Linked DNA regions of Homo sapiens: region 1 is linked to region 2. A link is a loop called in an ENCODE intact Hi-C map of the cell type or tissue named here. Cell type or tissue: psoas muscle. All regions are shown on one strand. Each heading gives the region's core, and the rest is flanking DNA. Links, peaks and the distances in the headings are about the cores only. Region 1 overlaps CARF (calcium responsive transcription factor). Region 2 overlaps ICA1L (islet cell autoantigen 1 like).

Region 1 (15,607 bases), core at 7,007-12,006, 150 kb after region 2:
GATGTTGATTTGCAAAGGAGAAATGCTTGTTAATATACAAACTCTAGTCAGTTACCTGTGAGGATGAGATGTGTCAGAGGACTCAGACTTTGGTATAGTTAGAAAAATAATATTTTTCTCACTTGATTCTGTGTGAATGTCTCTTCTGATACTGTTTTTTAATCAGAAAGTTACAGAGCAACTTTCCCACAAACAAACCAATAAAACAAAACCCCACAAAAACCAAGAGCATGAAGAAAAGTTTAAATCCCTAATTATATACTCTTTTGGTTTTTAGGTAGAAACTGGAGCTATCAATATTTTCATGTAAGTATTTCAAGGAGTAGCTCTTTAAAAATGGTTTCTAAATTAGATTTTAAAAATTCATTGTCATCTAAATGCATGTTTAGTCACAATGTATCAGTATTGTGTTTAAAGGTGCTCAGCATCACTTTTTGAAAACTATGTTTACATATTTAAAATGTTTAATTATTTTGAAATGTATAGGGTATTAAATACAAGCTTCTAAAATTTTCAGTATCTATATTGGCTTTCTCTAACAGCTCTACAGCAAAGTTTGACATGTTTTTTGTGTGTGTCATGTATTGTAAGTTGTAATATCTGTAGGAGTGAGTTGGACATTCTAAATTAGCAGTAAAAAATTCACAATTACAGCTCAGCTTGTTTATTCATTATAGTTTCCACATTTCCAACTTCCAAGTGAACTTTATATATACTACAGTGAATTATAGATAAATACAGCCATGGTGGACCTTTCCCTCAATAGTGATTTTTTGTACAAACAGTTAGTATAATTAAAAGGAAAAGCTTTTATATTTTATGCAAGGTAAATGTTTCCTAAATGTCACAAAAGTGATAGAAAACATAGCTTTTGGGATCTGGTCCTGCATTAGAGTTTCTAATTCTGAGACCCACCAGCTTGTGTTTCATCTTCTTTATATCCTGTCAGAATACATACTTAATCATGTGGGTATGAGAAAGATGTTGTTTAACTTGTACCAGGTTTAAAAAAAGAGGTTTAAAAAATGTCTGTGCGTATATATATATATATATATATATATATATATATATATATAGCAACTTGATGTATAGTGTCCTTGTTACCATGTATTTTTTTCATTAAAAATCCTGCTTTTTTTTTATACTTGTTAGTTTTCTTTTTATATTTTTCTTAGAGATAGTGGCAATTTTGTTCATCTTGAAGATGCTGAATAAACACTTGAATACCCGAGAATTTTGGCCAGAGATTTATGTCCAATTTGGAACCTGAAAGTTTTAAGCATAACTACAAGTAACTCCTGTTAGCATTACATTTTGGGGAGACATATATGCATTTAATACCCTGCAACTCAGCCAAGCATCAACATTTTAAAACAATGTGTGTAATAAGTAATTCTCCACGCCCACCCACCCCCAGCCCCCCGATGTTTTGGCACCATGACATTTTCAAGTATAGCTTTATATTTTAGGAGTAATGACAAAGTATGTGATCAAAAGAGAAGGGATTATTAATTTTTTCCCTCTTTGCTTTTTTTTAAACTTTATTCCACTCTGTACCTATTTTTGAGGACCTTGAAAATCTTAATCTCTCCAGAAGGGATACTGCATTGGTTCTTCTCCATCAGCTGGCTTAGACATCAAACATCTTAAATGATACACTGTTTTAATATCTAAAAATCTGTCATTCTACTTAATTAACTTAGTCATAAGGACAAAGCCTTAGTATATTTTTGCCACATACATGTTATGTATAAATTTTACTGTTGAATAATACAAGTATTCATTGCTGACTGAATTCTTAAAACTTTGGGAATAGAAAAAACACATTTATTAATGGATGCTAAAGTGATTCCTGAGAAAAATAATGTGTATGGTTAATATGGAAAACCTTTGGTAATGTGATTTGGGTATAAGAATACTAAAACCAGAGTACAGGGTGTGAATCATGTACCAGGAGGGATTTTATTTTTAAATATCTTTATTGAGGTATAATTGAAATACAATAAACTGTACATATTTAAAGTACCCAATATGATAAGTTTTGTCATATGCATACAGCCATGAAATCATCAGCATAAGCAAGGTAATGAACATATTCATCACTCTCAAAGTTTCATAGTACCTCTTTGTGATCCCTTCTTACTTAATCCTCCTTGCCACCCCACCATCACCAGACCACTGATCTGCTTTCTTTATGATCAGTTTGCTACAAATGAAATCACATAATATGAACCTTTTTTGGTCTAGCTTTTGTCACTTAGCATAGTAATTTTGTGATTTGTCTATATTGTTGCATTTATGAATAAATCATTTATCTGCTGCTGAGTAGAACTGCATTTTATGAATATATCAATTTGTTTATTCTTTTGATGATGGACATTAATAGTTCTAGGCTATTATGAATAAAGTTTCCATGAACATCTATGTACAAGTCTTTGTACAGACTTATGCTTTCATTTCTCTTGGGTAAACATCTAGGAGTAGAATGCCTGGGTCATATGTTAGGTATATATTTAACTTTTTAACCAACTGCCAAAAGATTTTCCAAAGTAGTTGTAACAATTTATATTCCCACCAACAGTGTATGAAAGTTCCAGCTTCTCTATATCCTAGCCAACACTTGTTATGAACAGTTTTTAGGTTTTAGAGATTTTAATAGGTGGGTAGTAGTATCTTACTGTGGTTTTAATTTCCATTTCTCTAATAACCACTATTGAGCATCTTTTCATGTTGTATTTGCCATCTTTATCTCTATATCTTCTTTATTGATGTGTCTGAATCTTTTGCCCACTTTTTTTTTTTTTTTTTAAGACCAGGTCTTGCTCTGTCACCCAGGCTGGAGTGTAGTGGTGTGATCTCAGGTCACTGCAACCTCCACCTCCCAGGCTCAAGCAACTCTCCTGCCTCAGCCTCCCTAGTAGATAGGATTACAGTCATGCGCACCATGCCTGGCTAATTTTTTGTAGAGACGGGGTTTCACCATGTTACCCAGGCTAGTCTCAAACTCCTGGGCTCAAGCAATCCACCCACCTTGGCCTCCCACAGTGCTGGGATTACAGGCATGAGCCATCGTGCCCAGCCTTGCCCACTTTTATTTTTGTTTTCTTATTTGTTTTTTATTCTTTTTTTTTAACCACAGCCAGCATCATAGCTCACCCACTTTTAAATTGTTTTCTTTTTTTTTTTTTTTTTTTTTTTTTTGAGATGCAGTTTCACTCTTGTCGCCCAGGCTAGTGTGCAATGGCATGATCTTGGCTCACTGCAGCCTCCAACTCCCAGGTTCATACAATTCTCCTGCCTCAGCCTCCCGAGTAGCTGGGATTACAGGTGCCCACCACCACACCTGGCTAATTTTTGTATTATTAGTAGAGACGAGGTTTCACCATGTTGGCCAGGCTGCTCTCGAACTCCTGATCTCAGGTGATCCACTCACCTTGGCCCCCCAAAGTGCTGGGATTACAGGCATGTGCCACCACACCCAGCTAATTTTTGTATTTTTTAGTAGAGATGGGGTTTCACCATGTTGGCCAGGCTGGTCTCCGAACTCCTGATCTCAGGTAATCTGCCCGCCTCCCTAAGTGCTGGTGCTGGGATTACAGGCGTGAGCCACCACTCCCAGCTCCACCTGCACTTTCAACTGACTACAAATCTGAGAGGTTCTCACATCCCCTTTTAGGTTTGATAATTTGCTAGAACAACTCACAGAACTCAGGAAAGTACTATACTTACAACCACAGTTTTATTAGAAAGGATACAAACCAGAAATGACCAAATGAACAGATACGTAAGATGAGGTCTGTGAGGGTCCTGAATGCAGAACCTCTGTGCCCTCTCGTAGAATCAGGACATGTTATTCACTTTTCATATCAATGTATTCACCAACCAGGAAGATCTACTGAGTTTCATGTCCAGAGTTTTCAGGGGGTTTTATTACATAGGCATGATTGGTTCAATCATTGGCCCATGATTGGACTAATTCTTCAGTCCTCCTGTCTTTCCTGGAGGACAGAAGGCTGAGTTGATATCATTGGCTCAAAGCCCCAACCCAACCCTCTAATTAGATGTTTGGTCTTTATAGCATGACTAGCTCCCATCCTGAAGCTATCTAGGGACCCACTATGTGTCATCTCATTGCATATACTCAGGTGTGATTCAAGGCGCTCATGAATAACAAATACACTCCTAGTACTTGGGAAATTCCAAGATTCACTATCAGGAACCACAGATAAAGGAAAGTCAAATTATTTATTATATAGCAGTGTAATGCATAGTTTTGTTGTTTTAATTGTGGACACCTACTTTAGTCTGAGATTTGTTACCATGTCACACTATACTAGGTTCATCTCATTTTTCTTCAAGGCTATTGTGTGAAGTGCAACATGTTTTATATATTAAGTGTATCAACTCTCTGTTACTTTTCCTGGTTTGTAGTTTGCCTTTTAATTTTGATGACTTCTGTGCTTAAACAATTCTCCTCCAACTAGATAGAAGATAAACATTTATCTAAAATTTCCTATAGCTTTCTTATGTGTTGTTTTTAGTATAGTGAAATTATTTTGTTGCAGAGGATAAGTTTAAGTAGATATTTTTTCAATTAACCAACTCTCCCAATATGATGGGTTTTTTCCCCCTCTCTTCCAATAGAAACCTAACTCCCAACACAATGGAATGAATTTTTCACTTTTTTAATTCACCTTTGAAAGGAGTAGGCAGGTTGTAAGGAATTGGAGATTTTGTGTCCCATTTTTTTTAGATGAAGAGGTCCAAAGTGGTAAATAATTTTCCCCAGGTCATCTGGAAAGGGCAGAATTGTCTGACTCCAAAGTCTTAAAAAGACGTTTACTTAGTGTCACTATTGCGTCACATGTAATTACCCAATGACTTCAAATGTACCTGACATTATCAAATAATTTGTTCTGATATGAAAATTGAAAATTAAATGGAACACAGAAGAAAATATAGTTATGACATTAGACAAGACAATGACATTAAGTTTAAATCTGGATCGCCAAACACAAGGTAAGTTTCCCTTGAGTTGATCAATTTAAGTTAAATCAAGTCTCTATTACTGAATCATACAAAAATGACCAAAAATGTTCACCAAACTTAGGGGCATATGTTTATGATGATCCAACTTGTAGATTTTGTGGTTCACATGAAAATCCACTTTAGGAAGTTCAAAGAGCCACATCAAAAAGATAGCCATCTTCCAGAGCAGCTAAAATTCAGATACCCCTGTATAATAAAGAACTATTCAGAGACACATATCATGCATTAAGATAAAGAACTGGCCGGGCGCGGTGGCTCATGCCTGTAATCCCAACACTTTGGGAGGCCGAGGCGGGTGGATCACCTGAGATGAGGAGTTCAAGACCAGCCTGACCAATATGGTGAAATCCTGTCTCTACTAAAAATACAAAAACTGGCCGGGCGTCATGGCATGCGCCTGTAATCCCAGCTACTCAGGAGGCTGAGACAGGAGAATTGCTTGAACCCAGGAGGCGGAGGTTGCAGTGAGCCAAGATCACACCACTGCACTCCAGCCTGGGCGACAGAGCGAGACTCCGTCTTTAAAAAAAAAAAAAAAAAAGGACTGAAATAAGTGGGTTCACATAGGAACACCAAATTGAAGGTCACAGGGAAGATGCTGATTTGTGATCATGTGGCTTCACACAGGCAAATCCATGCATTGTGCTTTAGGGTGAGCAGCATGGATTCATTTGTTTGAATGATGTCGATGGTTAATGAATTTTAGGAGGAACTCTGAGGAAGCCAGCTAGTTGCTAATACAAATTTCAGTGGAATAATATCTTTTCCCTTTTTTCTCCTCTTAACTCTCAGTGCCAGGGCACTTTGGGAAACATTTAGACTTAAAACATTAGAATATTAAACTGAAAAGACAGAGCAAAATAATTCAAATTACAGCAGTTGAATCGAGTAGTTAAAATTCAGAGATATCAAGCCAATGAATAAGACAGCATTTGTGAAGTACTACGTTAGCAATATTGGGATGAGTTGAAGAACTTCTAAAAAGGTGAACTAAGGACGTAAGATTTTTGAGAAGTTGAATCAAATCCAGAGTGGCATGCAAGGAAAACCTTGTGTGTTTTTACTGCTGTACTAATAGTTAAAACTAGCTATTGTATTCTCCAGGGCAGATATGAAATGGCCTTCAGTCCTAGAAAACTAGCAGAGCAGTTTATCAGCTGGTATGCCATGACAGCATTGAAGCGTGGTTTGTAGAAAAACCTGTTATATATACTATACATCATTTGAGTTTTGTATTTTTCTCATAAGATAGGATTTGTTACTTTATTTCAAAGTGTATTCACATGTTGCTCAATTTTTCTTCACAAAATTTCTGTGGATAGAGCCAAGTGTAAATATTATTTTCTTATTTAATAGCTGAAGACACTTAATTGTAGGGAATAAGTGACATGTTTATTAGTATTACATGTATAAATAATTAGGAGTTGAAGTTATATAGACATAAGAACTTGCAGATAGTATCAGACAGCTACTACTAATACTTAGGTGAGTAATTTTTATATTTGAGATTAAGCCACAACCATTATATCTTAGATTCTTAAATTACTTGGCCTAGATTTGAAATAATTCTGCTCATAATAAAGGATTGAAGACATTTATTTTAAGAGAAAATGAGCAGAAATGCACAGAATGACTTGTTATAAAAAGGGAATTATTTTAACTTCTGAAATATTGCATGGACTTTGTACATAGACATGAAATTACACAGCAAATGACAATATATTTAATGATTTATTTTTTCAGTAACATGTAAAACCTACAATACAGCCAGGGGCGGTGGCTCACGCCTGTAATTCCAGCACTTTGGGAGGCCAAGGCGGGCGGATCACGAGGTTAGGAGATGGAGACCATCCTGGCTAACACGGTGAAACCCCGTCTCTAGTAAAAAAAAAAAAAAAAAAAATACAAAAAAATTATCCGGGCATGGTGGCGGGCACCTGTAGTCGCAGCTACTTGGGAGGCTGAGGCAGGAGAATGGCATGAATCCGGGAGGCGGAGCTTGCAGTGAGTCGAGATTGCGCCACTGCACTCCAGCCTGGGCGACAGAGTGAGACTCCGTCTCAAAAAAAAAAAAAAAAAAAAACCTACAATACAAACCTCAGTGTTTCAAAAAGTTGTTTAAAAAGAATTACCTAGCCAGGCATGGTGGCGGGCGCCTGTAATCCCAGCTACTGAGGAGGCTGAGGCAGAGAATTGCTTGAACCCGGGAGGCGGAGGTTGCAGTGAGCCGAGATCGCACCACTGCACTCCAGCCTGGGCAACAGAGCGAGACTGCATCTCAACAACAACAAAAAGAATTACCTAATGACTTGCTACCCAGCAACATGCACTTTCCTTTTAACTTGCCTACCCTTCCCTAAGCTTAGCAGCATTTGGACTGTCAACAATGCTGTAAAGTAAAGATGTTCTTCATTTAACATATATAACTTACATAGTTCCATAAAATAATAGATAACTTCTCCGTTTTTTAGAAAAAAATTCAGAGTCTCACTCTGTCTCCCAGTCTGGAGTGCAGTGGGGCGATCATGGCTCGCTGCAGCCTCAAATTCCTAAAGTCAAGCTATCCTCTCACCTTAACCTGCTTTTTATTTATTTTATTTTTTACGTATATTTTCTGAGATGGAGTCTCGCTCTGTTGCCCAGCCTGGAGTGCAGTGGTGCGGTCATGGCTCACTGCAACCTCCGCCTCCTGGGTTCAAGTGATTCTCCTGCCTCAGCCTCCCGAGTAGCTGGGATTACAGGCATGTGCCACCGCACCCGACTAATTTTGTATTTTTATTAGAGTCGGAATTTCACCATATTGGCCAGGCTGGTCTCGAACTCCTGACCTCAGGTGATCTGCCCACTTCGGTCTCCCGAAGTGCTGAGATTACAGGCAGGAGCCACTGCGCCCGGCCCTTAACCTGCTTTTTAAAATTTTGTGTAGAGACAGGTCTCTCACTGTGTTGCCCAGGCTGGCATCCAACTCCTGGCCTCAGGTGATCCTCCCACCTTGACCTCCCAAAGTGCAGGGATTACAGGTGTCAGCCACCATGCCCAGCTAGATAACATTTTTTGAGTGCCAGATGCTTTATAACTTAATCCTCACATCTGGCCTGAATATTATTACCCCAATTTTATATAAAAGCAAATAAATTCAAAAAGATTAAATACCTTGCCCAAGATCATATATCTAGAAAGCCAGGAACCTAGGATCTGAACCCGAGACTTTTTATTCCATAGACCATGTTATAACCAGATTTAACTCTAACAATTCATGAACTATTAAAATGCATCATAAGGAAGAATACATTATGTATTTATTTATAGACTGAATCTTGCTCTGTCACCTAGGCTGGAGTGCAGTGGCGTGATCTTGGCTCACTGCAACCTCCATCTCCTATGTTCAAGCGACTCTCGTGCCTCAGCCTCCCAAGTAGCTGGAATTACAGGCGCCTGCCCCTGCGCCTGGCTAATTTTTGTATTTTTAGTAGAGACAGGGTTTCACCATGTTGGCCAGGCTGGCTTGAACTCCTGACCTCAAGTGATCTGCCTGCCTCAGCCTCCCAAAGTGTTGGGATTACAGGTGTGAGCCACTGCGCCTGGCCAATAATTTTTTTTTTAATGTTTGTAGAGACATGGGTCTCCCTATGTTGCCCAGGCTGTCCTTGAGCTACCGGCCTGAAGGGATCCTCCCACCTCAGCCTCCCACAGTGTTGGAATTATAAGCTACCGCATGGGCTGCAAATTTTATGTTATGTATTTTACAATTAAAAAAAAATTTCCTACCCAGAGATCATGCAGATATGATCTGCTAAATCTTTACGGTTTTGCCTTTCTTATTAACGGTCTACTGTCTACTTGGAGTGGTTTCCTGCATATGGTTTTGCATGGCAGGTGGGCCCCAAAATCGGGGCTCTGCCTGGGGAGGTTCTTGGCTTTGCCTAGGAAGGAATTCAAGGGCCACCCTATAGGCATTGTGTGAAAAGTAGCAGCTCAGGGGCAGTTCTGAAGTCACATTTATACTCACTTTTAATTACATGCAAATTAAGGGGCAGGTTAGTCAGAAATTTCTAGAAAAAGGGTGGTAAATTCCAGGTCATTGCCATGGAATGAGTAACTGTCATGGCACTGTTGGCTGTGTTTTATGGAGAAGTGTTTTCGCCTCTTCCCTGTGTCAGCCAGTCTTCAATCTGGTCCAGAGTTGAGTCCCGCCTTCTACTTTAGTGTCAGAGGGGGTCAAATTTCTTTCTCTATTTTTTTCCCACATGGAGAGTAGTTTTATCACATGGAGAGCTTGGGCTCTCATGTCTAGGAGCTCAAGCCTGGGACAGTGGTGTGCATCCTTTGAATCATCATTCTAGCCCTGCTCTGGATCTACAAAAAATTCCTGGAGCCATCCACATACTCTCTGATTTCTCCTTTTGTTCATCATTTATGGCCTAGAAAAGCTATGCAGGAATCCAATGGCAAAGTAGACTATAAGGATGCAGACATAAATGGATTACCAACAAAAGGGCCAACAGACATCTCTGATAAAAAGACTAAAGTGATTTTCCTAGAGGATTTCATCATTTTAAAAATGGACCTGATTGCCGGCATGGTGGCTCACACCTGTAATCCCAGCACTTCAGAAGTGTATTAGTTCGTTTTCATGCTGCTGATAAAGACATACCTGAAACTAGGCAATATATAAGAAAAAGAGGTTTAATGGACTTACCCTGGGGAGGCCTCACAATTATGGCAGAAGGCAAGGAGGAGCAAGTCACATCTTATTTGGATGGTGGCAGGCAAAAAGAGAGAGCTTGTGCAAGGAAATTCCCGTTTTTTTAAACCATCAGATCTGGTGAGACTTATTTACTATCACGAGAATAGCTCAGGAAAGACCCACCCCCATGATTCAATTACCTCCCACTGGATTCCCCCCACAACATGTGGGAATTGTGGGAGTTACCATTCAAGATGAGATTTGGGTGGGGACACAGCCAAACCATATCAAGGGAAGCCAAGGCAGGTGATCACTTGAGGCCAGAAGTTCGAGACCAACCTGGCCAGCATGATGAGACCCCATCTCTACAAAAAATACAAAAATTAATGGATGTAGTGCGGCACACCTGTGGTCCCAGTAACTCGGGAGGCTGAGGTGGGAGGATTGCTTGAGCCCAGGAGGCCAAGGTTGCAGTGAGCAGAGATCACACCACTGCACTTCCGTCTGGGCAACAGAGCAAGACCCTGTTTCAAAAAAAAAAAAAAAAAAAGGACTTGATAATATGAAGCACCTTGTTTGTAATCCTCTCTGACCTTTTTCTCTGAGACCAGAATTCAGGATTGATGGATTAGATATTTACCTGATACTAATCATGAAATTGATGGAATCCATATTTAAAGTGTTGTTAGTTATATTTAATGACTTCACTCCTGAATTCCCTTTTCATTAAGGTAGCTTTCATTTCTATTATTGCTGTTTTAGTAATATTATTAAATAGAAGGTTTGTGCCAGTAGATGCTCTTGTTACTAAATCAGTACTTTAAAATCTTTGGTCCTCTGTCATTTGTGCCTATGAATTTGACTACTGTTTGCTCTAATTTATTTGGGCTCTTCTAATTGGAGTGGAGCAGAGTTTTACTGTGAAACAGTGCAGTGAGTCTGTGCAGTGAAATGAAGGGTGGAGTTTTGGGGGGTGGTAATGATGTGAAACATAAAGATATAATTACCATCTAACACAATGAAGCCACTTGTCCATAAGAGTAGTAATTATTAAACTTTTACTATTTTTATTTTATTTTTTTTTTAATTTTTGAGACAGTGTCTTGCTTTGCCACCCAGGCTATAGTGGAACAAACACAGCTCGCTACAGCCTTTACCTCCTCAACTCAAGTGATCCTCCTGCCTCAGCCTCTTGAGTAGCTGGATATGCCACTGCACCTGGCTACTTTTTATATTTTTTGTAGAGGCAGGGTTTCAACATGTTGCCCAGGCTGGTTTGGAACTCCTGGACTTAAGTGATCCTCCTGCCTTGACCTCCTAAAGTGCTGGGATTACGCAGGTGAGCCACCAAGCCCTGTTGAAACATCTTCTATATAAATGTCTAATGTAATTACAAAATTCTAATTCTTGTTGCATTCTTTTTATCCCTACAAATGTATTAAACATTCGGTTTTAAAAAGTTTTAAGGCCAGGTGCAGTGGTTCACACCTGTAATCCTAGTACTTTGGGAGGCTGAGGTGGGTGGATCACTTGAGGTCAGGAGTTTGAGACCAGGCTGGCCAATATGGTGAAACCCCATCTCTACTAAAAAATACAAAAATTAGTCAGGCATGGTGGTGCGTGCCTATAGTCCCAGCTACTCAGGAGGCTGAGGCAGAAGAATTGCTTGAACCTGGGAGGCAGAGGTTGCAGTGAGCTGAGATTGCACCACTGTACTCCAGCCTGGGTGACAGAGCAAGACGCCGTCTAAAAAAAAAAAAAAAGTTTTAAGTATACAGTTCATTGATATTCAGTACATTCACACTGTTGTGCAACCATCACCACTATCCACTTCCTGAATTTTTTCATCCTAAACTGAAACTCTTTATGCATTAAACAATAACTCCCCATTCTACCTCCACCCCAGTGGTTCTCTTTTTCTAAATAAAGTGATCTTTCAATATCCACTATAACATCAGAAATCTTTTAATAGGATAAGAGTGGATAACTGCAAACACAAAAAGATATAATTGGGAAACTAGGCTTTTGTGATGTTATTTTTATTTCTAAAAAATATTCAAATAAGGACATGTCCTTTACAGAGGCTGTTTGATTTCTCATTGGGAAACTTAAAAAACAAGTTTAAAAAAAACAATTTTTTTCTTAAATGTTCTATCCTTTTCCTTCTAAATGTACACTGAAACAAGCTTTTGGTTCATTCATATTTATTTTTCTTACAATTTCAACTTTTCTTTTCTTTTTACAACACAGGCTCTCACTCTGTTGCCCAGACTGGAGTCCAGTGGCGTGATCATCGCTCACCGCAGCCTCTACCTCCTGGACTCAAGGGATCTTCCACCTCATCTTCCTGAGTAGCTGAGACTACAGATGTGTACCACCATACCCAGCTAAATTTCTTATTTTTTATTTTTTGTAGAGACAGAGTCTCACTATGTTGCCCAGGCTGGTTTCAAACTCCTGAACTCAAGCTGTCTTCCCAAAGTGCTGGGATGACAGGCTTGAGCCACCAAGGCCTGCCCTCAACTTTTATTTCAGATTCAGGTGGTACAAGTGCAGTTTGTTACGTAGGTATATCGAGTGATACTGAGGTTTGGGATACGAATGATCTGGTCCCACAGGAAGTGAGCATAGTTCCCAATAGTTTTTCAGCATTTTCCCCTATCCCACCCTCCCCACTCTAGTAGACTCCAGTGTCTATTGTTGCCATCTTTATGTCAACGAGTACCCAATGTTTAGCTCCCACTTATAAATGACAACATGCATTATTTGGTGTTCTATGTTAATTCACTTAGGATAATGGTGTCCAGCTGCATCCATGTTGCTACAAAGGACATGATTTCCTTCTTTTTTATGGCTATGTAGTATTCCATTGTATATATGTACCACATTTTCTTTATCCAGTCCACCGTGATGGGCATGTCTTTGCTATTGTAAGTAGTGCTGCGGTGAACATAATGGGTGCATGTGTCTTTTTGGTAGAACGATTTATTTTCTTTTGAATAGATGCCCAGTAATGGAATTGCTGGGTTGAATGTTAGTTCTGTTTTAAGTTCTTTGAGAAATCTCCAAACAGTTCTCCACAGTGGCTGAACTAGTTTACATTCCTACCAACAGTGTATAAGCATTCTCTTTTCTCCACAGCCTCATTTGTTATTTCTTTCTTTTTTTTTTTTTTTTGAGACAGAGTCTCGTTCTGTCACCCAGGCTGGAGGGCAGTGGCGCGATCTCAGCTCACTGCAGCCTCTGCCTCCCGGGTTCAAACGATTCTCCTGCCTCAGCCTCCTGAGTAGCTGGGACTACAGGAGCGCGCCACCACACCTGGCTAATTTTTTGTATTTTTTTTTAGTAGAGACGGGGTTTCACCATGTTGGCCAGGATTGTCTCGATCTGACCTCGTGATCTGCCCGCCTTGGCCTCCCAAAGTGCTGGGATTATAGGTGTGAGCCACTGCACCTGGCCCCATTTGTTATTTCTTTAGGGCACCATTTTTCATCTGATTATTCACAGCTGAAAAACCATAATCTTCTTGACCTACTAATCTAGTTTATGGTGATGAATCATATGATAAACAAAATCTAATGGTCCTTTTGGCAGAAAATAAATATGGGAATGTAATAATAAACAAAGATCTTTTCCCCTACGTTAAATCCATTATAATAAAATAGGAGGCCAGGTGTGGTGGCTAATGCCTGTAATCCCAGCATTTTGGGAGGCTGAGGCAGGAGGATTGCTTGAGGCCAGGAGTTTGAGACCAGCCTAGGCAACCATAGCAAGACCCCATCTCTAGAAAAAAATTAAAAATCAGCTGGGTGTGATGGCAGTGAGGTGTGATCCTGTCACTGCACTTCAGCCTGAGCAACAGAGCAAGATCCTGGCTCTAAAATACAAGAAATAAAATATGTAACTTTGTTCAGAGATGTCTTTTAAAAATTGTGGCACATTTACTATTTTAATCACTGTTGACCGCCTTAATATGTGTCAAACTGTCAATTTAAGTAGGAACTACTAGATCTCAGATCTATTCTTTTTAAAAAAGTGTTACCTATTTTATTACTGTTAAAATTTTGATGTAGTATGAAAAAGCCCTGAGTCATAGTTACAGCCATTTGCCACAGAAATTCTAAATCTCGTAATTTTAATTCCAAATAAATTGATAATTGTTAATTGCTTTATTACTCAAACAGAAAAACTAAAAGGAGATATTTACCTGATACTATCTTACCTGATAAATCAAATGAATATACAAGTCAAAACAAGTATCTAAAAAACTAGGGGCTGGGCTCGGTGGCTCACACCTGTAATCCCAGCACTTTGGGAGGCTGAGGCGGGTGGATCACCTGAGGTCAGGAGTTTGAGACTAGGCTGGCCAATATGGTGAAACTCCATCTCTACTAAAAAATACAAAAAAATTAGCTGGGCATGGTGGTGCGCGCGCCTGTAGTCCCAGCTACTTGGGAGGCTGAGGCAGAGAATCGCTTGAACCCGGGAGGTGGAGGTTGCAGTGAGCTGAGATCGCACCACTGACTCCAGCCTGGGCAACAGAGCAAAACTCTGTCTCAAAAAAAAAAAAAGAAAGAAAGAAAACACAGTGCCAGATGTAATTCCTAGGAATGCTGATAGATTAATGTCAAGAAATAATGTGCATTATTTGCTCTTACTATGGAAAGCAAAGGGAAAAACTAATTGAGATGAGCAGGTACGGTGGTAGAAATTACACGAAGGTTTTTTTGTGTTTTTTTTTTAAACAGGGTTTTTTTTTCTTTTTAATTATCTTAGTATTATAATACTGAAAGGAAAAAAATGTTCCTTGATGCATAACAAGAGATCTCAGATATCAATTAACTTAAATTTGAACTAGAATGGTTGAACTTCAAGAAAGCTGCTTTTTTTTTAAATTCATTTTAATTTTATTTATTTATTTATTTATTTTTTTGAGACAGAGTCTTGCTCTGATGCCAGGCTAGAGTGCAGTGGTGCGATCTTGGCTCACTGCAACCTCCACCTCCTGGGTTCAAGCTATTCTCCTGCCTCAGTCTCCTGAGCAGCTGGGACTACAGGTGTGCGCTACCACGCCCAGCTATTTTTTTTTTTTTTTTTTTTTTTTTTTAGTAGAGATGAGGTTTCACCATGTTGGCCAGGATGGTCTCCATCTCTTGACCTCGTGATCTGCCTACCTTGGCCTCCCAAAGTGCTGGGATTACAGGCGTGAGCATCGCGCCCAGCTGAAAGCTGCTTTCTTAAGAGAACAAATGTCCCTAGTCTCAAATTTTTCTTTTCTTCACATTTGGAAAGAAGAATTTAAAATGAGAAAATGCTAATTTTTAAACAAGAATTTCCAGTAATTCATTTTTTTCTCTTGATTAAAGAATTTTTCCTACTGTAGAATGTGGAAGTCCTAACTTTCAATTAACTTCCCAGCCAGCATGGGAAGTTTATTACAAATGAAAGTGAAGTGGTTTTCTTTCATGTTTCAACTTAATTTTAATTACTGTATTCTATGTGTGTGCGTGTGTGTGTGTGTGTGTGTGTGTGCGTGCGTGCATGCGCACACACGCATGGTTACATGTTGCCCTGGGGAAGATATCAGAAGGTCTAGTACAGTAAATATATTCTTAATCTTATTACATCCCTGCCTAAAAACTTTAATTTTACACAAAGTGAAATGTAAATTACTGAGCTGTATTCAGGGACCCATGCTGAGTTGGTTGCAACCAAGCTGATTGCCTTGCTACTTCTACCCCAGATAGACTCATCAAGTAAATTATGGTTTTCTCAAAACACAGAAGAGAATTTTCTCAGGAGTCAAGCTTTTACCCAAGGCATTCTCTTTTCAGAATTATTATTTCTTTCTGGACACTGGAATTCTAACAT
Region 2 (15,607 bases), core at 4,558-9,557:
GGTGATCTGCCTGCCTCAGCCTCCCAAAGTGCTGGGATTACAGGCATGGGCCACCGCACCAGGCCTATTGCAGCCATTATTTTTAATAGTTTTGTTTTTTAACATTCATATTAAAGACCCACCATTATACTATTATTCTAAATTTGTGTAATTGTACCAATGAGTTTTATACTTTTAGATGTTTTTGTGTTACTCATTAGCATCCTTTCCTCTCAGCTTGAAGAACTCCCTTTATCATTTCTTGTAAGACACATCTGGTGGTGATGAACTACCTCAGTTTTTGTTTGAGAAAGCTTTTATCTCCATCATTTCTGGAGGTCTACTTTGTCAAGTAAAGTATTGTTGTTTGACAGTTTTATTTTTTCCTTCAGCACATGGAATTTATCATCCCACTCTCTACTGGCCTGTAGGTTTCTCCTGAGAATCCACTTCTAGCCTTATTGGAACTCCTTTGTATGTGATTTGCTTTTCTCTTGCTACTTTCAGGATGCTCTCTTCATCTTTGATTTTTGACAGTTTGATTATATCTTAGTGTAATCTTGTTCAGGTTGAATCTGATTGGAGACCTTTGACCTTCTCATACCTGGATATTTATACCTTTCCTCAGATTTGGAAATTTTTCTGCTATTATTTATTTAAGTAAACTTTCTGGTCCTTTGTCCCTCTCTTCTTCTGCTTAAACTCCTATAACTAGGATATTTGCTCTTTTGAGAAAATCTTATAAGCTTTAAATCTTCTAAGCTTCATTTTTTCTTCTCTGACTGTATGTTTTGAAATAATCTGTCTTTGAGTTCACATATTAATTCTTCTGCTTCATCAAGTCTGCTGTTAATGCTCTCTACTGCATTTTTTAGTTCATTAATTGTATTTTTCAGCTCCAGAATTTGATTTTTTTAAAAAAATAATTTTAATCTGTTACATTTCTTATTTTGGTCATCTATTGTTTTGCTGATTTCAGTGAAATGTTTCTCTGTATTTTTCTTTAAATTCACTAAACTTAAAGCAATTATTTTATATTATTTGAGAGGCAGTTTATATATGTCCATTTCTTTGGGGTCAGCTACTGGGAGGTTATGTTTTTTAGGTGGTATTATGTCTCCCATTTTTCTTGTTGCCTTACATTAATGTCTGTGCTCTTAGTGGAACAGTTACCTTTTGTAGACTTTATGGGCTAGTTTCATTGTGGACTGACTTTCCTCCATGGGGTGGGGTGCAGTGGTTCTGGCACTAGTCAGGGTGCCAGCTGTGTGGTCTCTGTGCAGCTCTGTCTGCTGAGATTGGTATGGATAAAAATCACAGGGATCCATAGCAACCAACGTTCTGAGTTTCTGCAGTGGCGCAAGAGTTGTTGGGGTCTTTGGTGGCAATGACTGCTAAGATCACCCCAATCTATTTTTTTTCCCATCAGAGAAGCTATGGCTGAAGGGATCCCTCTTGGCACTGGTGCCTGATGAGTAGCACCCATGGAATAATCACAGAACTCAGGCCTGATGCACAAATGTGTGGAGGTACTGCAGTTCTGAGTTCCCAGGTAGTAATGGCATTGGTGTCTGGGATGCAGGGATCCTTGCTGCTGTGTAACAGAATGCGAGATGCAGATGCTTGTTAAACAGCTAAGAGAACTGAGAATAAGAGCACTAGTGAGTGCAGCATTAGAGTAGCTCTAGGATTGGGGTAAAGCCAAGATCTCTGTGGCAGCAGAGCTGGTACCCAGCGTTCAGCCACACACAGCAAGAGCTTGGCTCTAGGGCCCAGGGTGCAAACTCTTTAGCTGTATACTTTTGACAAATGGATATCTTATATAGAACATTTCCAACTTCCCAGAAAGTTTCCTTGTATCACTTTCTTGCCAATCCCTACCTTATCAGAAGCAATGAATGTGTTTTTTTTCCTTAGCTTTTCCCAGTTTATTCTTTTTGATTGTTGAATAGAATTCCATTGTATCAATATACCAGTGTTTCCAGTTTGGGACTATTGTAAATAAGGCTGTTATGAACATACCTATACAAGTATTTTTGCAGAAAAATGTTTTCATTTCTCTTGGATAAAAATCCAGAATTGGATTTGCTGTGTCAAAGGATTGGTGTACCAGCCTCAGCAACAAAGTGAGACCCCATCTCTACCAAAAATAAAAAAATTAGCCATACATTGTGGCATATGCCTGTAGTCCCAGCTACCTGGGATGCTGAAGTGGGAGGATCACTTGAGCCCAGGAGTTTGAGGCTGTAGTGAGCTATGAATGTGCCACTGCACTACAGCCAGAGGGACACAGTGAGACCCCATCTCAAAAAATCTATAAAAAAAGAAAATTAAAATTAAAAAAATAAAAAATAAACAAATAAGGAGTAGCAGCTGGAGGCCAACATATAATTTTTGCTACTGACAATGGTCAAGTTTCTGGATATAGCTTACTGTGAGAGCCAAATAATCTTCATAACCGAGCACTAAAATTAAATTCAACAAGCCAGTCAGAGGTAACTGAATCACCAGAGGCTTCCCTGTATGAGAGAAGAAAGAAGGAATTGAGATAAACTTGCCCAATTTTTGCTTCCCAAATTTACCAGACAAGCCACTCCTCCTCTAGAAAGAAATGAGAGGGTAGAGAGAGACTAGGAGTTAAACTAATTGAGCTCCTTTAACATAGGAGGAAACGTCAAGAATGAGAAAGATATATTCCCTGTGTATTAATTTCCTACTGCTGCTATAAAAAATGATCACAAACTTAGTAACTTACAACAAAATTAATTTACTGTCTTCCCATTCTGGAGGTCAGAGTCCTAAAATAAAGTTGTCAGACGGCTGCATTTCTTCTGGAGGCTACAAAGGAGAATCCATTTCATTGTCTTTTATAGCTTTTAGAAGCCACTTACATTTCCTGGCATGTGGTCCCCCTTCCTCCATCTTTAAGGCCAGCAGCATAGCATCTTCTAATCTTTCTCTAATTCTATATGTCATCACATTGTCTTATCTTCTTCTGACCTTTCTGCCTTCCCCTTAAGAAGACCTATGTGATTATATTGGACACACCTAAATAATCCAGGATAATATCCCCATCTCAATATCCTTAACTTAATTACATCTTCAAAGTCTCTTTGAACACAGTCTCTTGCAACAGAAAGTAACATATTCATAGGTTTCAGGAATTAGGACATGGACATCTTTGGAAGGCCATTATTCTACTACAGCCTCTATCAGTTTTCACTCTTATTTAGCAAAAGGATAGGCTCAAGTAATTTCTTCATAAAAGATACTTGAGGCCCGGCATGGTGGCTCATACCTGTAATCCCAGCATTTTGGGAGGCCAAGGCGGGTGAATTACTTGAGGCCAGGAGTTCAAGACCAGCCTGGCAAACATGGTGAAACCCTGTTTCTACTAAAAATATACAAATAAGCTGGGCGTGGTGGCAGGCACCTGTAATCCCAGCTACTTGGGAGGCTGAGGCAGAAGAATCACTTGAACCCGGGAAGCGGAGGCTGAAGTAAGCCAAGATCACGCCATTGCACTCAAGCCTGGGCAACAGAGCAAGAATCTGTCTTAAAAAAAAAAAAAAGGAATACTTTATTCCTTTTTACACTATACAGTATTTAAATTTTCAGCTGTGTCCTGGATTTGGAATTCAAATCTTAAGTAAAATAAAACAAATCAATAATCTCTTTAGAGGTAGATTTGTATTCACTTATAACGTCTCATTACTATGACATCACTGAAAAGCAAGTGGAACTGATATTAATGTGCACACTGAAGCACTGAAATCCTCTTGAGAAAAATAATCTGTGAAGACTTTTGACTTAATATAACACTAGTGTTTGATGCAATTAAGAAAATATATTAGTCAAACCTGCTGTTTAACATAGTAGTCCTGCTTACTCTGGCTCCTAAGCCATGAGTTTTCTTACGAACACAATCAACATTCCTCAGAGTGACGGTTTATAAATAATTCAACTTTGGAAGGGGGGAACTGGTAGGAAATGCTCAAAAATGTCGGCAATGGTTTTCTCTGCAGTGGGATCATGGATGACAGTTTACTGTAGTTTCTGATAGTTTTCTGCAGCAAATTTGCTACAATTAACATGTATAACTATTATTTGAATAACTATTATTATTATAAAAATGTTTTCTTATCAAGACCAGTTATACTTTTACCCTTTTTGGTTTTTCTTTCTTTCTTTTTTTTTTAGACAAGATCTTGCTCTGTTGCCTAGGCTGGAGTGCAGCAGTGCCATTATGCTCTGACCTCCCAAGCTCAAGTGATCCACACGTGCATGCCATCACACTTGGCTAATTTTTTTTTCTTTTTTTTGTAGAGATCCTAAGACTGTGCCCTCACCCCCACTAGACCAGAGACTGGTTGCAAGTCAGGGTCTCCAGAACTTCTGACCCACCAGCTTCAAGTGGGGGGTTCCCAAGACTCCTTTTTGGGCTCGATTAATTTGCCAGAGTGGTTCACAGAACTCAGGGAAACACTCAGAGTCTCAAGGCAGGTCAAAGGAGGGCAGAAGGTCAGAGGCCTGTCCCTGAAGCCTAACACACCCAACACTGTAACAAGACTGTAATGAGAGCTACGGAAGTTAGGAACCAGCAAATGTTGATAAAAAATAACACCACACTATCCAACACTTGCAAGCCCTTATCCAAAAGTGAGTCATTCATTCATTCATTCATTCATTGTTAAATATATATTAAGTGCTTATAGTTTTATGTAGCAATCTTACCTGAAATGTGACTAATAATCAGTAAGTGCATATAAAAATATCTGAGAAGTTAAAATAGTTATTACAAGACTATATATTAAATCACATGAACTTTATTTGTAAGGGAGCTGGTCTCCCCCTCTCCTGCTAACAATCGAACACCTAATTAATAACAGAAATAGGATTGAAATTCTGATGTGCTGGGTACCATGAGTGAAATTTCCTTTGAACTGTATGTTGAAGAAAAACAGATTTTAACAGCAGGAGGCAAGGAAATACTATTCCAAATACAGGCTGAAGAAGAGAAAGGCAGATTGATGGTACAGATTGTAGAGACCTGTTTAGCAGAGAGACTAAACACAGAGAGTTCAGAACAATCTCTCCATATTCCAGACATAATCTAATAAAAGCCTGGACCAAGCCATTAGTGTAAGAATGGCTATAAAGGCAGATATCTACAGAACTTGGTAAATAATGATTAAGCAGTTTTGCCCCAGAAAAATAAGGGCAATTAGAAGAAGCAGTTCTCTAAGTGGGAAGGTTACACATTTCATCTGTGACATCTTGAATCTGAAATGATCAAGAACATCAGAGTTTTCCAAAATTTCCAACAGGTAATTAAAACTGTAGTAATAAAAAATTGTTTCAAGCTTGGGTCTCTAGTCAGACTGTCTAGGTTTGAACCTAAGAACTTTTTTTTATTAGCTGTGGGACCTCGTGCAAGTTACATTAATCTCTCTTTTAGTTTCCTCATCAGTAAAATACGAATAATGAAGTAAATGGATTGTTATAAGAATTAAATGAGAAATATATGTAAAGTGCTTGGAATAGAAATTGCTGGCACTTAAGAATTCATGTTATATTTTTTCATTTTACTTTTTATCAGAGCTTAGAATGAAATATTATATGGGAATTATATATATATATAGTTAAGCAGTGAGAACAAATGAGACCTTCAATAAAATAGAAAGGGTGGTAAACAAAAAGATACAGGCACTTGTATGTTCACTGCAGCATTAGTCTCAATAGCAAAAACATGGAATCAACCTAGATACACATCAACAGTGGGCTGGATAAAGAAAATGTGATACATATACACCATGGAATACTATGCAGCCATAAAAAAGAACAAAATCATGTCCTTTGCAGCAATACGGATGCAGCTGGAGGCCATTTTCCTAAGCAAATTAATGCAGGAACAGAAAATCAAATGCCACATGTTTTCATTTTTAAGTGGGAACTAAACATTGAGTACACATGGACATAAAGATGGGAATAGTAGACACTGGGGACTACTGGAGTGGGGAGAAGGGAGGAGGTGTTGAGATTAGCCACCATGCCCGGCTAATTTTTGTATTTTTAACAGAGATGGGGTTTCGCCATGTTGGGCAGGCTGGTCTCGAACTCCTGACCTCAGGTGATCCACCTGCCTCGGTCTGCCAAAGTGCTAGGATTACAGGCGTGAGCCACCGCGCCCAGCCAAACAGCATATTTTTAAACTTTTGGTTGACTATGTGAAAGTGCCAACATTAGGCCATTTTTTACCTATAAAAACAGCAATTGCATGGGACTCAATCTAATAAAAGGAACCGAAACAAGTTTACTGAAGTGATCTAACTCATTTCAGAAGAAAGTCATCTGTGGGCAAATGATCTCCCTAACCAAGAACATGTCCCAGCTCAATTCAGAGATCTGAGCTGACTGGCAAACTATGGCCTGCTGGCAAATTAGTCTTTAGCTGCTTTCTTGCTACAAAGGCAGTTAGGTACATCCAGCAAATTGCACAGCCCACAAAGCAAAAAATTATTTACTATTTGGCCATTTACAGAAAAAGTCTGCAGACCCCTGATCTCAGCCATGGTTCTAAAATATAGTCTGAAAAGTCATAAATCTCTTTAAGTTGTATTATTGTAATAAGACAATGTCTAGTCTTTGTATACATACATATATATTTTGTGTGTGTACAGATATATATAGTCATGCACCGCATAATGACATTTTAGCCAGTGATGGACCATATATACAACAGTGGTCCCATAAAATTATAACGGAGCAGAGATCTGGCAAAATGGCCGAATAGGAACAGCTCTGGTCTGCAGCTCCCAGGGAGACAAACGCAGAAGGCAGGTGATTTCTGCATTGCCAACTGAGGTACCCAGTTCATCTCACTGGGACTGGTTAGGCAGTGGGTACAGCCCACGGAGGGCAAGCAGAAGCAGGGTGGGGCGTTGCCTCATCCAGGAAGTGCAAGGAGCTGGGGCCCTCCCTCCCCCAGCCAAGGGAAGCCACGAGGGACTGTGCTGTCTGGCCCAGATACTATGCTTTTCTCACAGTTTTTGCAATCCGCAGACCAGAAGATTCCCACATGTGCCTATACCACCAGGGCCCTGGGTTTCAAGCACAAAACCGGGTGGCTGTTTGGGCAGACACCGAGCTAGCTGCAGGAGGTTTTTGTTTTTGTTTTTGTACCCCAGTGGTGCCTGGAACCCCAGCGAGACAAAACCGTTCACTCCCCTGGAAAGGGGGCTGAGGCCAGGGAGCCAAGTGGTCTCGCTCAGTGGGTCCCACTCCCACAGAGCCCAGCAAGCTAAGAACCACTGGGTTGAAATTCTCACTGCCAGCACAGCAGTCTGAAGTTGATCTGGGACGATCAAGCTTGGTGGGGGCAGGGGCATCTGCCATTACTGAGGCTTGAGTAGGCAGTTTTCCCCTGACAGTGCTAAGGAGGCCAGGCAGTTTAGACTGGGCAGAACTCACCACAGTGCGGGAAAGTGGCTATGGCCAGACTGCCTCTCTAGACTCCTCCTCACTGGGCAGGGCATCTCTGAAAGAAAGGCAGCAGCCCCAGCCAGGGGTTTTTAGATAAAACTCCCATCTCCCTAGGACAGAGCACCTGGGGGAAGGGGCAACTGTGGGCACAGCTTCAGCGGACTTAACATGTTCCTGCCTGCTGGCTCTGAAGAGAGCATCTGATCCTGACAAGGAGGATTCTCCCAGCACAGCAATTGAGCTCTGCTAGGGGACAGACAGCCTCCTCAAGTGGGTCCCAGACCCCCATGCCTCCTGACTGGAAGACACCTCCCAGCAGGGGTCAACAGACACCTCATACAGGAGAGTTCCAGCTGGCATCAGGCTGGTGCCCCTCTGGAACAAAGCTTTCAGAGGAAGGAACAGGCAGCAATCGTTGCTGTTCTGTAGCCTCTGCTGGTGATACCCAGGCAAACAGGTTATAGAGTAGACCTCCAGCAAACTGTAGCAGACCTGCAGAAGAGGGGCCTGTTAGAAGAAAACCTAACAAACAGAAAGCAATAACATCAACATCAAAAAAGGACCCCCATACAAAAACCCCATCCAAAGGTCATCAAGCCTCAAAGATCAAAGGTAGATAAATCCACCAAGATGAGGAAAAAACAGCACAAAAATGCTGAAAATTCCAAAAAACAGAATGCCTCTTCTCCTCCAAATGATGAAACTCCTCTGGGCACAAAACTGGACGGAGAATGAGTTTGATGAATTGACAGAAGTAGGCTTCAGAAGGTGGATAGTAACAAACTCCTCTAAGCTAAAGGAGCATGTTCTAACCCAATGCAAGGAAGCTAAGAACCTTGATAAAAGGTTACAGGAACTGCTAACTAGAATAACCAGTTTAGAGAAGAACATAAATGACCTGATGGAGCTGAAAAACACAGCAAGAGAACTTCGTGAAGCATTCACAAGTATCAATAGCTGAATCAATCAAGCGGAAGAAAGGATATCAGAAACTGAAGATCAACTTACTGAAATAAGGCATGAAGACAAAATTAGAGAAAAAAGAATGAAAAGGAATGAACAAAGCCCTCAAGAAATATGGGACTATGTGAAAAGACCAAACCTATGATTGACTGGTTTACCTGAAAGTGACAGGGAGAATGGAACCAAGTTGGAAAACACAGTTCAGGATATTATCGAGGAGAACTTCCCCAACCTAGCAAGAAAGGTTGACATTCAAATTCAGGAAATACAGAGAACACCACTTAAGATACTCCTCAAGAAGAGCAACCCCAAGACATATAATTGTCAGATTCTCCAAGGTGAAACGAAGGAAAAAATGTTAAGGGGAGCAAGAGAGAAAGGTCAGGTTACCGACAAAGGGAAGTCCATCACACTAACAGTGGATCTCTCTACAGAACCCCTACAAGCCAGAAGAGAGTGGGGGCCAATATTCAACATTCTTAAAGAAAATAATTTTCTTTTTTTTTTTTAATTATACTTTAAGTTCTAGGGTACATGTGCACAACGTGCAGGTTTGTTACATATGTATACATGTGCCATGTTGGTGTGCTGCACCCATTAACTCATCATTTAGCATTAGGTATATCTCCTAATGCTATCCCTCCCCACTCCCCCCACCCCACAACAGGCCCCAGTGTGTAATGTTCCCCTTCCTGTGACCAAGTGTTCTCATTGTTCAATTCCCACCTATGAGTGAGAACATGCAGTGTTTGTTTTTTTGTCCTTGCGATAGTTTGCTGAGAATGATGGTTTCCAGCTTCATCCATGTCCCTATAAAGGACATGAACTCATCATTTTTTATGGCTGCATAGTATTCCATGGTGTATATGTGCCACATTTTCTTAATCCAGTCTATCATTGATGGACATTTGGGTTGGTTCTAAGTCTTTGCTACTGTGAATAGTGCCACAATAAACATACGTGTGCATGTGTCTTTATAGCAGCATGATTTATAATCCTTTGGGTATATACCCAGTAATGGGATGGCTGGGTCAAATGCTATTTCTAGTTCTAGATCCTTGAAGAATCACCACACTGTCTTCCAAAATGGTTGAACTAGTTTACCTCCCACCAACAGTGTAAAAGTGTTCCCATTTCTCTGCATCCTCTCCAGCACCTGTTGTTTCCTGAGTTTTTAATGATCGCCATTCTAACTGGTGTCAGATGGTATCTCATGGTGGTTTTGATTTGCATTTCTCTGATGGCCAGTGATGACGAGCATTTTGTCATGTGTCTTTTGGCTGCATAAATGTCTTCTTTTGAGAAGTGTCTGTTCATATCCTTCTCCCACTTTGTGATGGGGTTTTTTTTCCTTGTAAATTTGTTTGAGTTCTTTGTAGATTCTGGATATTAGCCCTTTGTCAGATGAGTAGATTGGAAAAGTTTTCTCTCATTCTGTAGGTTGCCTGTTCATTCTCATGGTAGTTTCTTTTGCTGTGCAGAAGCTCTTTAGTTTAATTAGATCCCATTTGTCAATTTTGGCTTTTGTTGCCATTGCTTTTGGTGTTTTAGACATGAAGTCCTTGCCGCTGCCTATGTCCTGAATGGTATTGCCTAGGTTTTCTTCTAGGGTTTTTATGGTTTTAGGTCTAACATTTCAGTCTTTACTATTTAGGTCTTTACTATTTAGGTCTAACATTTCAGTCTTTACTATTTATGTGTGCATGTATCTTTATAGCAGCATGATTTACAATCCTTTGGGTATATACCCTGTAATGGGATGGCTGGGTCAAATGGTATTTCTAGTTCTAGATCCTTGAGGAATTGCCACACTGTCTTCCACAATGGTTGAACTAGTTTACAGTCCCACCAACAGTGTAAAAGTGCTCCCATTTCAGCCGGGTGCGGTGGCTTACACCTGTAATCCCAGCACTTTGGGAGGCTGAGGCGGGCGGATCACAAGGTCAGGAGATCGAGACCATCCTGGCTAACATGGTGAAACCCTGTCTCTACTAAAAACACAAAAAAATTACCGGGCGTGGTGGCAGGCACCTGTGGTCCCAGCTACTCGGGAGGCTGAGGCAGGAGAATGGCGTGAACCCAGGAAGCAGAGCTTGCAGTGAGCCGAGATATTGCACCACTGCACTCCAGCCTGGGTGACAGAGCGAGACTCTGTCTCAAAAAAAAAAAAAAAAAAAAAAAAAGTGTACCTATTTCTCCACATCCTCTCCAGCACCTATTGTTTTCTGACTTTTTAATGATCACCATTCTAACTGGTGTGAGATGGTATCTCATTGTGGTTTTCATTTGCATTTCTCTGATGGCCAGTGATGAAAATGCTCATCATCACTGGCCATCAGAGAAATGCATATGACCAATGGAACAGAACAGAGCCCTCAGAAATAATACCACACATCTACAACCATCTGATCGTTGACAAACCTGACAAGAAATGGGGAAAGGAGTCCCTATTTAATAAATGGTGCTGGTAAAACTGGCTAGCCATATATAGAAAGCTGAAACCAGAACCCTTCCTTACACCTTATACAAAAATTAATTCAAGATTGATCAAAGACTTAAATGTGGCTGGGCGCGGTGGCTCACGCCTGTAATCCCAGCACTTTGGGAGGCCGAGGCAGGTGGATCACAAGGTCAGGAGATCGAGACCATCCTGGCTAACATGATGAAACCCCGTCTCTACTAAAAATACAAAAATTAGCTGGGCGTAGTGGCGGGCACCTGTAGTCCCAGCTACTCGGGAGGCTGAGGCAGGAGAACGGCGTGAACCCAGGAGGCGGAGCTTGCAGTGAGCCGGGACTGTGCCACTGCACTCCAGCCTGGGCGACAGAGCGAGACTCCGTCAAAAAAAAAAAAAAAAAGACTTAAATGTTAGACCTAAAACCATAAAAACCCTAGAAGAAAACCTAGGCCATACCATTCAGGACATAGGCATGGGCAAGGACTTCATGTCTAAAACAGCAAAAGCAATGGCAACAAAAGCCAAAATTGACAAATGGGATCTAATTAAACTAAAGGGCTTCTGCACAGCAAAAGAAACTACCATCAGAGTGAACAGGCAACCTACAGAATGGGAGAAAATTTTTGCAATCTACTCATCTGACAAAGGGCTAATATCCAGAATCTGCAAAGAACTCAAACAAATTTACAAGAAAAAAAAACCCCATCAAAAAGTGGGCAAAGAATATGAACACACACTGCTCAAAAGAAGACATTTATGCAGCCAACAGACACGTGAAAGAAAAGAATTTTCAACCCAGAATTTCATATCCAGCCAAACTAAGCTTCATAAGCAAAGGAGAAATAAAATCCTTTACAGACAAGTAAACGCTGAGGGATTTTGTCACCACCAGGCCTGCCTTACGAGAGCTCCTGAAGGAAGCACTAACTATGGAAAGGAAAAACCAGTACCAGCCACTGCAGAAACACATCAAAATATAAAGACCAATGATACTACGAAGAAACTGCATCAACTAATGTGCAAAATACCCAGCTAGCATCATGATGACAGGATCAAATTTACACTTAACAATATTAACCTTAAATGTAAAGAGGTTCAATGCCCCGATTAAAAGACACAGACTGGCAAATTGGATAGAGTCAAGACCCATCAGTGTGCTGTATTCAGGAGACCTATCTCATGTGCAGACACACATAGGCTCAAAATACAAGGATGAAGGAATATTTACCAAGCAAATGGAAAGAAAAAAAAAAAAGCAGGGGTTTCAATCCTACTCTCTGATAAAACAGACTTTAAACCAACAAAGATCAAAAAAGACAAAGAAGGGCATTACGTAATGGTAAAGGGATCAATGCAACAAGAAGAGCTAACTATCCTAAATATATATGCACCCAATACAGGAGCACCCAGATTCATAAAACAAGTTCTTAGAGACCTACAAAAAGACTTAGACTCGCACACAATAATAGGGGGAGACTTTAACACCCCACCGTCAATATGAGACAGATCAATGAGACAGAAAATTAACAAGGATATTCAGGACTTGAACTCAGCTCTGGACCAAGCGGACCTAATAGACATCTACAGAACTCTCCACCCCAAATCAACAGAATATACATTCTTCTCAGTGCCACATAGCACATATTCTAAAATCAACCACATAATTGGAAGTAAAACACTCCTCAGCAAATGCAAAAGAACAGAAATCATAAAAAACAGTCTCTCAGACCATAGTGCAATGAAATTAGAACTCAGGATTAAGAAACTCACCTGAGGCCGGGTGCAGTGGCTCAGGCCTGTAATCCCAGCACTTTGGGAGGCCATGGCGGGCAGATCACAAGGTCAGGAGTTTGAGACCAGCCTGGCCAATATGGTGAAACCCCGTCTCTACTAAAAATAAAAAAATTAGCTGGGCGTGGTGGTGGGCGCCTGTAGTCCCAGCTACCTGGGAGGCTGCGGCAGGAGAATTCCCTGAACCCAGGAGGCAGAGGTCTCAAAAAACAAACAAACAAAAAAAGAAACTCACTCAAAACCGTACAGCTACATGGAAACTAAACAATCTGCTCCTGAACGACTACTGGGCAAATAATGAAATTAGAGCAGAAATAAAGAAGTTCTTTGAAACCAATGAGAACAAAGACACAACGTACCAGAATCTCTGGGACACAGCTAAAGCAGTGTTAAGAAGGAAATTTATAGCACTAAATGCCCACATCAGAAAGTGGGAAAGATCTAAAATCGACACCCTAACATCACAATTAAAAGAACTAGAGAAGCAAGAGCAAAGAAATTCAAAAACTAGCAGAAGACAAGAAATAATTAAGATCAGAGCAGAACTGAAGGAGAGAGAGACATGAAAAACCCTCCAAAAAAATCAACGAATCCAGGAGCTGGTTTTTTAAAAAGATTAACAAAATAGACTGCTAGCCAGACTAATGAAAAAAGAAACAAATAGACACAATAAAAAAATAATAAAGGGATATCACCACTGATCCTACAGAAATACAAACTACCATCAGAGAATACTATAAACACCTCTATGGAAATAAACTAGAAAATCTAGAGGAAATGGGTAAATTCCTGGACACATACACCCTCCCAAGGCTAAACCAGTAAGAAGTCAAATCCCTGAATAGACCAATAACTGTGAGCCACTGTGCCTGGCCTCCAATAACAAGTTCTGAAATTGAGGCAGTAATTAATAGCCTACCAACCAAAAAAAGCCTAGGACCAGATGGATTCAGAGCCTGAACCAGAGGTACAAAGAGGAGCTGGTACCATTCCTTCTGAAACTACTCCAAACAATAAAAAAAGAGGGACTCGGCTGGGCGCGGTGGCTCACCCCTGTAATCCCAGCACTCTGGGAGGCCAAGGCGGGCAGATCACAAGGTCAGGAGTTCAAGACCAGCCTGGCCAACATCGTGAAACCCCGTCTCTACTAAAAATACAAAAATTAGCTGGGTGTGGTGGCGGGTGACTGGAACCCCAGCTACTCAAGAGGCTGAGGCAGAGAACTGGTTGAATCCGGGAGGCAGAGGTTGCAGTGAGCCGAGATTGCACCACTGTACTCTAGCCTGGGTGACAAAGCGAGACTCCGTCTCAAGAAAAAAAAAAAAAAAAGGGAAGAAAAAGAAAAAGAGGGACTCCTCCCTAACTCATTTTATGAGGCCAGCATAATCCTGATACCAAAACCTGGCACAACAAAAGAAGAAAATTTCAGGCCAATATCCCTGATGAATATCGATGCCAAAATCCTCAATAAAATACTGGCAAACTGAATCCAGCAGCATATCAAAAAGCTTATCCACCATGATCAAGTCTGCTTCATCCCTGGGATGAAAGGCTGGTTCACCATATGCAAATCAATAAACATAATCCATCATATAAACAGAACCAATGATAAAAACCACATGATTTATCTCAATAGATGCAGAAAAGGCCTTTGATAAAATTCAACACCCCTTCACGCTAAAAACTCTCAATAAACTAGCTATTGATGGAACATATCTCAAAATAATAAAAGCTATTTAAAACAAACCCATAGCCAATATCATACTAAATGGGCAAAAGCTGGAAGCATTCCCTTTGAAAACCAGCACAAGATAAGGATGCTCACTCTCATTACTCTTATTCAACATAGTATTGGAAGTTCTGGCCAGGGCAATCAGGCAAGAGAAAGAAATAAAGGGTATTCAAATAGGAAGAGAGGAAGTCAACTTATCTCTGTTTACAGAAGACATGATTGTACATTTAGAAAACCCCATCATCTCAGCCCCAAAACTCCTTAAGCTGATAAGCAACTTCAGCAAAGTCTCAGCATACAAAATTCATGTGCAAAAATCACAAGCATTCCTATACATCAATAATAGACAAGCAGAGAGCCAAACCATGAGTGAACTCCCATTCACAAGTTTTACAAAGAAAATAAAATACCTAGGAATACAAGTTACAAGGGATGTGAAGCACCTCTTCAAGGAGAACTACAAACCACTGCTCAAGGAAATAAGAGAGGATACAAACAAATGCAAAGACATTCCAAGCTCATGGATAGGAAGAATCAATATCATGAAAATGGCTATAGTGCCCAAAGTAATTTATAGATTCAATGCTATTCCCATCAAGCTACCATTGACTTTCTTCACAGAATTAGAAAAAACTACTTTAAATTTCATATGGAACAAAAAAGGAGCCCATATAGCCAAGACAATCCTAAGCAAAAAGAACAAAGCTAGAGGTATCATGCTACCTGACTTTGAACTATACTACAAGTCTACAGTAACCAAAACAGCATGGTACCAGAAAAGATACATAGATCAATGGAACAGAACAGAGACCTCAGAAATAACACCACACATCTACAACCACCTGATCTTTGACAAACCTGACAAAAACAAGCAATGGGGAAAGGAGTCCCTATTTAATAAATGGTGTGGGGAAAACTGGCTAACCATATGCAGAAAACAGAAACTGGACCCCTTCCTCACACCTTATATAAAAATTAACTCAAGATGGATTAAAGACTTAATGTAAGACCTAAAACCATAAAAACCCTAGAAGAAAACCTAGGCAATAACCTTCAGGACATAGGAATGAGCAAAGACTTCATGACGAAAACACCAAAAGCAATGGCAACAGAAGCCAAAATTGACAAATGGGATCTAATTAAACTAAAGAGCTTCTGCACAGCAAAAGAAACTATCATCAAAGTGAACAGGCAACCTACAG

The links. A loop is a pair of places that touch in the nucleus more often than their neighbours do. Peaks named below come from ENCODE experiments on the same cell type or tissue, not always from the same donor. Only the 100,000 strongest peaks of a DNase experiment are listed, where the experiment ranks them.
Region 1: a loop joins it to region 2, with 2.1 times the contacts of the local background. A loop is called at or near these places in 1 of 110 quality-filtered maps.

The regions. Positions count from the first base shown.
Region 1 is chr2:202,985,833-203,001,439 of GRCh38, forward strand. CARF (calcium responsive transcription factor) reads left to right here. Exons shown (of 17, transcript NM_024744.17): 17 at 1-2,431. It also overlaps the pseudogene C18orf32P4. Among named protein-coding and RNA genes, the nearest start is that of NBEAL1, 21 kb to the right of the region's middle. RefSeq lists a silencer at 2,803-3,028. In psoas muscle, for the core only: no CTCF peak of the experiment used is centred there; no DNase peak of the experiment used is centred there.
Region 2 is chr2:202,842,090-202,857,696 of GRCh38, forward strand. All of the region lies in intron 1 of ICA1L (islet cell autoantigen 1 like), which reads right to left. Among named protein-coding and RNA genes, the nearest start is that of ICA1L, 22 kb to the right of the region's middle. In psoas muscle, for the core only: no CTCF peak of the experiment used is centred there; a DNase peak (open chromatin) is centred at 6,949.